Linked DNA regions of Homo sapiens: region 2 is linked to region 1. The links are chromatin contacts, found by Hi-C or POLR2A ChIA-PET in ENCODE. All regions are on one chromosome and are shown on one strand. The core of a region is the stretch at or near the end of the contact, and the rest is flanking DNA. Distances in the headings are between cores, read along the strand shown. Region 1 overlaps RUNX1 (RUNX family transcription factor 1). Region 2 overlaps RUNX1 (RUNX family transcription factor 1).

The links. Hi-C counts contacts between places; a loop is a spot of excess contacts on that map. ChIA-PET counts read pairs that join two places held with the same protein, here RNA polymerase II (POLR2A). Pooled maps may share reads with other maps.
Region 2: a loop to region 1 is called in a map of gastrocnemius medialis, with 4 times the contacts of the local background. The contact joins two enhancer-like sites. A Hi-C loop is called at or near these places in 5 of 168 maps with a recorded cell type or tissue (CD14-positive monocyte, CD4-positive, alpha-beta T cell, IMR-90 and 2 more), 6 of 37 single-sample maps with no recorded cell type and 6 of 50 pooled maps. POLR2A ChIA-PET finds 5 or more read pairs at or near these places in 12 of 52 experiments (CD8-positive, alpha-beta memory T cell, OCI-LY7, T-cell and 6 more).

The regions. Positions count from the first base shown.
Region 1 is chr21:34,909,757-34,913,051 of GRCh38, forward strand. All of the region lies in intron 2 of RUNX1 (RUNX family transcription factor 1), which reads right to left. Among named protein-coding and RNA genes, the nearest start is that of RUNX1-AS1, 75 kb to the left of the region's middle. Within about 2 kb of position 1,740, at least 4 of the 41 ENCODE cell types and tissues checked have a DNase peak (open chromatin) inside an H3K27ac peak, as active enhancers do.
Region 2 is chr21:34,972,919-34,976,213 of GRCh38, forward strand. All of the region lies in intron 2 of RUNX1 (RUNX family transcription factor 1), which reads right to left. Among named protein-coding and RNA genes, the nearest start is that of RUNX1-IT1, 65 kb to the right of the region's middle. RefSeq lists a silencer at 1,254-1,548 and enhancers at 1,392-1,441, 1,572-1,661. Within about 2 kb of position 1,458, at least 2 of the 41 ENCODE cell types and tissues checked have a DNase peak (open chromatin) inside an H3K27ac peak, as active enhancers do.

The sequences.
Region 1 (3,295 bases), core at 490-2,989:
GCCAAGCTGATACATTTTAGCAAGACTAAAACTTAATCTTTAGGGTTCTGGGTCCTTTCATCAAATTTCCTCTGCTCACACCATGATCTCCATTGTCTCCTCCTCCTCCTCCTGCTCCTCCAGTTCCTCTTTCCTTTCTTCTTCTTTACCTCCTCCCTCCTTGCTTCCTTCCGCCTCTTCCTCCTCCTCCTTCTTCTTCAACTATTATCTACCAAGCTGTGCCTGGGCTGCCCCCAGTGTTTTGCAGTGTGAGGAACTTCTACAGGCCAGCTTGGCCACTGAAAGAAGCCAGTGATTAATGTAGTTTTAAACAAATCAAGATTTGCATAAATTGGCTCTGAAGTCAGCTTCTACAAACCAGCTGGAACACTCGCCATATTCCTAGTTCAGTGCTGTCTTCCCAGTGGGTTCTCAGACTTTGCAGCTCACCCTTAGCCTTCTGTTGCAGGGAAACCACATCCATGTGGCTCCCAGTCTCTGGCAAGCCAGCAAAGGGCTCCAACTTCTCTTGCTTTCTCCACCTTCTCCTCACTGGCTGGAGCACTCAGGACTCTCCCAGGTCCTATTTTTCTCCTTTTGGTAATTTCCTGATAGAAACTCCAGCAATGAAGATAATTTTCAGAACTGTTTTTTTTTTTTCTGGTACAGAATTCATTTTGGCTTCTGGGAACTAAGAAACAAATGAACTGTCTTTCTGAAGTCAAGAACTGTATAATGAAAGCTAAATGCAGAGGCAAAAGCCACTGTCGGTTGCCCTTTGTCCTCTCTGTCACCAGCCCTGGACATGAGGGTGAGACAGAAAGCCTCGCTCTTCCCCAGTGAAACCCTGCAATTGTTCTGTGCCAGATGAAGCCCTCTTCAGATGCTGGACAGGGTCCAGGTGCTGCCCTGTGAGTGGATGCCAGCCTCAGTCCTCATCCAGGCCAGGACCATGTCCAGGGCGGGCTTGCTCCTGAATCACATGCTTCCAGTCAGGACTCTGAATGCAAATGCTGGTGTTTTGTATTTTTTGTCGTTATGTTATTGTTGTTCTTTTTTTTTTTGAAACAAGGTCTCACTCTGTTGCCCAGGCTGGAGTGCAGTGGCTCACCGCAGGCTCCAGCTCCTGGGTTCAAGGGCTCCTCCCACCTCAACCTCCCAAGTAGCTAGGACTACAGACACACGCCACCACACCCCACTAATTTTTAAACATTTTTAGACATGAGGTCTCCTTATTTGCCCCAGCTGGCTGTGAACTTCTGGCTTCAAGGTGATCCTCCTGCCTCAGCCTTCCAATTAGCTCATACTGATGTTTTATTTAAATATCGCATAATATTTCAGTAAAAGGCCTGCAAAGAGGGCACAGAAAGCATTTTTTGGAGTTCACTGGGGGCAGGACGAGCTATCCCATTAGGTGGGAAGGGGTCTCTTCCTGATATGCATCATACAGCTGCTTCTAGTGGTGGTACAGGACCCAGGAGAAGAAGAGTAGGTGCTTAACAAATATTTGCTGAATAAAGGTTGATGAAAATCAATGTCGACAATACATTTATTGGGATCAGGTAAGGAACAAAGGTGATATTAACAACAGCTGCCACCTGCGTCTATTACCAGACATCTCATAGATAGCAACCCTGGGAGGGAGATCTTACATACATGAGGACAGAGGAATGGGAGATCCACCAAGGTGCCTGACAGCTGCATTTGAACCCATACTCAGATAGAGGAACCCTCTGCAGTCTGCTCAGGGTTGGAGTTTGTGGCTGGGAGAAAAGAGGAACAGCCTCTGCAGCCAACCCTCCTGGGCAGCGAATGTCTCCTCCCCACACTGCAGTGAACCCCTGGCCATCCTTCCAGCTCTGCCCTTGCCCCACTCCAGTAAAGCAGCCAGAGAGTGATACACATTAGATTGTGTCTCTCCTCCACCCAAACTCCTTGACGGCTTTCCAGGGCACTCAGAATTCCAGGCCCTGGAGGAAACCAGCCCAGCCCATCACCTAGACCTGGGAGCACCTGTCTCCCTCGGCTTGCTCTGCCATAGCCTCTGTCTGTCTCACAGACGCGCCAAGCTTTTTCTGCCTCAGGACCTTTTCAGGGGCTTTCCTTCTGCCTGGACCACTTTCCTGTCTCTAAACTCCCCCAGTTTTCCCCATGGCTGCTCAACCGTCATCTACTAAAGTAATGGGTAAAGTAACCCCGCTCCCTACCCCTGAACCATCACAACTATCATGTCACATGCACGGGTTTCTTTTCACCATTGCATTTGTCTTATTTGATTTCTGTGTTTATGTATTTGTTGTCCATCCTCCAAGTGACAGAGGGAGTGGATGGAGTGAAGGATAAGTTTTGTCCTGTTCACTGCCCAGCATCAAGAAAAGTGCTTGGAACTGAGTAGATAGTCAACAGACACTTCTTAAGAATGAATGAATCAATCGATGACAATGAACTGTAGCTGCCACCTCCTCCAGCCTACGTACCCTGAGGCATCCTAGATCTCAGAGCAAGGAGATGATGACTGCCAGGCATTGAGTGGTGAAAAAATATTTTCCTTTGCTACTTACTCTTCTATCACTGGGTGGCAGTAAGGCTAGAAGCCTGGGAAATCTCCATCACCCGTCCTCTCTGTTTTGCGATACTCTTGGGTGCCCTGAGGGCTTTAGAGGTTGCTGCGGTCAACAACCTAAGCAACCACTTCTGAGTTTCTGGCATAGTGGCAACCACAACTGGCCAGTAGGTCGAGGAGGCCTCTGCTTAACATATTGCACCGATGTTTTGGTTATGCAAATATATGGTTTTTCTCATTCCGATGGAAAACATTTCTGGCCAAGTCAAAACTACAGAAACACAGCAAGGAAGACTCATCTATATAGTCCCCTCAGTCCCATTGCCCCAGCCTGGGTCCCTCTTTTTACACCCTCAGAAGACTGTTCCCATTGCCTTCCTAGTCTTTGAGATGCAGGCATTTGGAAAGCACACATCTGATGCATACCTGAAACTCCGGATCAGTCACGTAATTGTTTCCAGATATACAGGACATGTGTGATGACAGATAGGATATGAACAGATGAGTAGTGATTGGATCTGAGCTCAACATTCCAAACCGATGCAAACTAGGGTGTGGGGAGAAGCCCCTGGCCTTTCACTTGGGGTGGGGCTGGGGGGCCTTCACCTGGTCTAGTTTAATCTAGAAGCAGGCATAGAAATGGCAGGAGAGGCCAGGCGTGATGGCTCACGCCTGTAATCCCAGCACTTTGGGAGGCTGAGGCAGGTGGATCACTTGAGGTCAGGAGTTTAAAACCAGCCTGGTCAACATAGT
Region 2 (3,295 bases), core at 208-2,707, 63 kb after region 1:
TTTTTACATTAGTGACTCCCAAATTCATGTCTCCAGCCCAGAACTATTTCCTTGGAATTCTAGACTGACATTTCTGGAGAACCTTGAGAGCTCTTGTTGTGTACTTCATGGAATCCTCAAAACCAATATATCCCAAACTAATCACTTGAATGGATTCCCCAGCTCACTAGAGATAGGCAGTAAGGCTCTTTCTCCCTCCATCTGTCTCTTAGAGACTATCTCATAGTTTTCAGTCCTGCATGCTTATATGGACAAAGGGAGGAGGCAGATGTAGGAATCTTTTATTCAGGCCCCTCACATCTCTAAAAGATAGTCCCACTTTGGTGCCTGTGATGTTATATTGTAGTGGTTGGTGTATTTGATTGTCTCCCTTGCTACATAGTTATCATGCCAAGGACAAATTTTTGTCTGTGAATGGAGAAGAACGAGGGAAGCTCAAATCCCTGCAACGTACTGGCTTCCTGACCTGGATTGGACAAGTCACATAATCTTTCCAGGACTAATCCAGTGTCATCATGTGTGGGAAATTTTTGTATGTGAATTTTATGATACTATACATATATAAGTGATTTTTAAGAGGCCATTTATTTTCTCTTACAGTTTTCCAAACTTTGCATGTATTGATATAATAAATGTTTTATCACTGATCCAATCCATTCTTCATGCATTCATCATTACAATCCTCCTATAAATCTGCTTGTAAATCCCAAGTACTAGTTTAATTTACCAAGAGAACAACACAAACCTCCCTCCATGTCATAGAAAACTCAGTTTGGAGACACTTTATATTAAACCTTATTCCCAAATGTCATCACCACCCAGGGCAAATGGCTCATCTGACACTGTTAGCTTCTAAGGAACATTTTAATCCTTTCTACTATTGCCAGCATAGCACATGAATGACACCAAATCCACTACAAGTCTCCAGGGAGAAATGCATCGCTGATATGATGGCTTTATCTACATTTACACATTGAGGGGAAAATTGAGCTTGTTTTCATACTTCCACAAGTGCACTCTTCTAGCCCACTTTGCCTTTATTATCTCAATATTTCTGATGAATCGGAATTTTGGCCTGGATTATCCAAAGAATTGTTTCAGATCTCTTTGCCTCCACACGTAGATGGAGCTTTAGGCTATGCTCCTCCCACCCCTTCATAAATTCATGGCTTTTCAAAAATTTTCTTCTCTGTTTTCGTAAAAGCCAAGTGCAAAGAGAGAAACTAACTGATTGTACTTCTTCTTGATATGCCTGATAGTTTTCTGTCATCTTAATCATCACACGAGCAAGACTACTCAACACCCAGGCCTTCTGAGATCCGAACAATAAGTAACCACCAGTCACCTCCACACAGGCTGGCCAGGGGTGCTCATGGGGCAGAGTCCATATTAGCTGAAGACTTGCCTGTCCTCTGCCAGGGAACTCTACGGAAACGAGGGCAAGCTTTGCATGAAACCCCATTTGCAAACCGAAACCGTGAAAAAAAAAAAAAGGTGGTTCAGTGTGGTTTTTACTCAAAACCAGGTGAAGCTTTGTGGTTCAGCCAAGTTTTGACTTGAAGCCGGAGAGAGCTCACTGTGTTTGGCTGGACCTTGTTTTACATTTCATGTTCCATTTGGTTCTGTTTCCCAAACCTGAAACTGAGGGTTCAGATGAGGGGCACAAAATGAATAAAATGAAGTTGACATGAAATGTGGTGTAGATGAAGACAGCACCAGCTTTGTGATGCCAACTCCTGCTCCTGCTCTCTGCCGGCACTCCTTCTAGAAACGGCCTTCCCCACACTAAGTAGTTCCCTGGGACTTTTCTTTAAGGAACAGAATGATTAACACTATACAAAAATAGCAAAGGCTATTTTGCTCTTGTTTATTTTAACAGATCCATTAACAAATCTGTTTTTGTGAGTCAGCCATTGAGACTTTTGAGGAAAACATTTTAAGTAACAGACTGTGACGTTATAATGGCATGAATTTATTTAATATGTTTTAAATATCTACTATGTGCTAGAAATTTTAACTTATTAAGTTCTCACCGTATTTTATAGATGTGGAAACTAGGCTCAGAGTGATTGGATAAATTGCCCATATGCTAAAAGAGAAGGCAAGCAAGTGTAATACTAGGCAGAGCCAGCTAGATGTGGAAACTAGGCTCAGAGTGATTGGATAAATTGCCCATATGCTAAAAGAGAAGGCAAGCAAGTGTAATACTAGGCAGAGCCAGCTAGTAAGTGGTGGAGGAAAAGACTTCCCCCTGGATCTTTTCCCTAGCTATTTTCATTAGACCTCAATACCTACAAATCAGACCGAAGTTCTGCCCTCCGGGATATTATGAAGATACATATTTGGCTTCATAAAGAAGCTCTGCTCTGCTTCTATGGATTTAACCAACTGTGGATCTCTCTACGTATAGATCTGTATATATGGATGGTTGTCTGTATTGAACATGCGCAGACTTTTTTCCTGTCATTCTTCCCTAAACAATACAGTATAACAACTATTTGCATAGCATTTACATTATGTTAGGTATTATAAGTAATCTAGGGTTGATTTAAAGTATACAGGAGGATGTGCACATGTTATATGCAAATACTACACCATTTTAGAAAAGAGACTTGAGCATCTGAAGATGTTGTTATTCCAGAGGGGTCCTGAAACCAATACCCCCATGGATACTGGGGGGTGACTGTACTTAAAACAATAGTGTGTGGTGGAAAGTGCTAAACTTCCTAAAAGTTGTCCAAATGGTGAGCTGTGTGGGTTTAGAAGAGGGGAGAGAAGGCTTCTAGCTAGGGAAGGAGGGGTGGAGAGGGTAGCAATTGCAAAAATCTTTGTAAAAACAGTGACATTTGTGACACAGAAGAGCAGTTGGGTGTGTAGCTCTTGGGGGGCGGAAATAGTTTTGGAGGGGAGACAGGGTGGCTGAAAACAGAGAAGAGAGAGGATTATTTGTTGAAGTGAAGAGTTTATAAAGGAGAGTTAAGGAAAGTAATTTTGGAAAGATGGATTGAGACTAAATTATGGAAGGTCTTGGTTTCACGGCCAGTTGAGTTGTGTTTTATCTGCAGAAGAAAGCTATCAAATATTTTTGAGTCAGTATTCACAAAATCAGGACAAAATGTAGGTGAAAGCCAGAGTTTAACTCTGAAAATTACTTGTGTCTTATTGGAAATTTGGAGGGAGATTGAAAAAAATACATCAATTGGTCTTTCCAAAAAAAAAAAAAAATTACAGAAGAAAAGCTAATCATTTTCACACTGTTCAAGCTCAATGAGATCTAGTTGAGATTACAGATTAA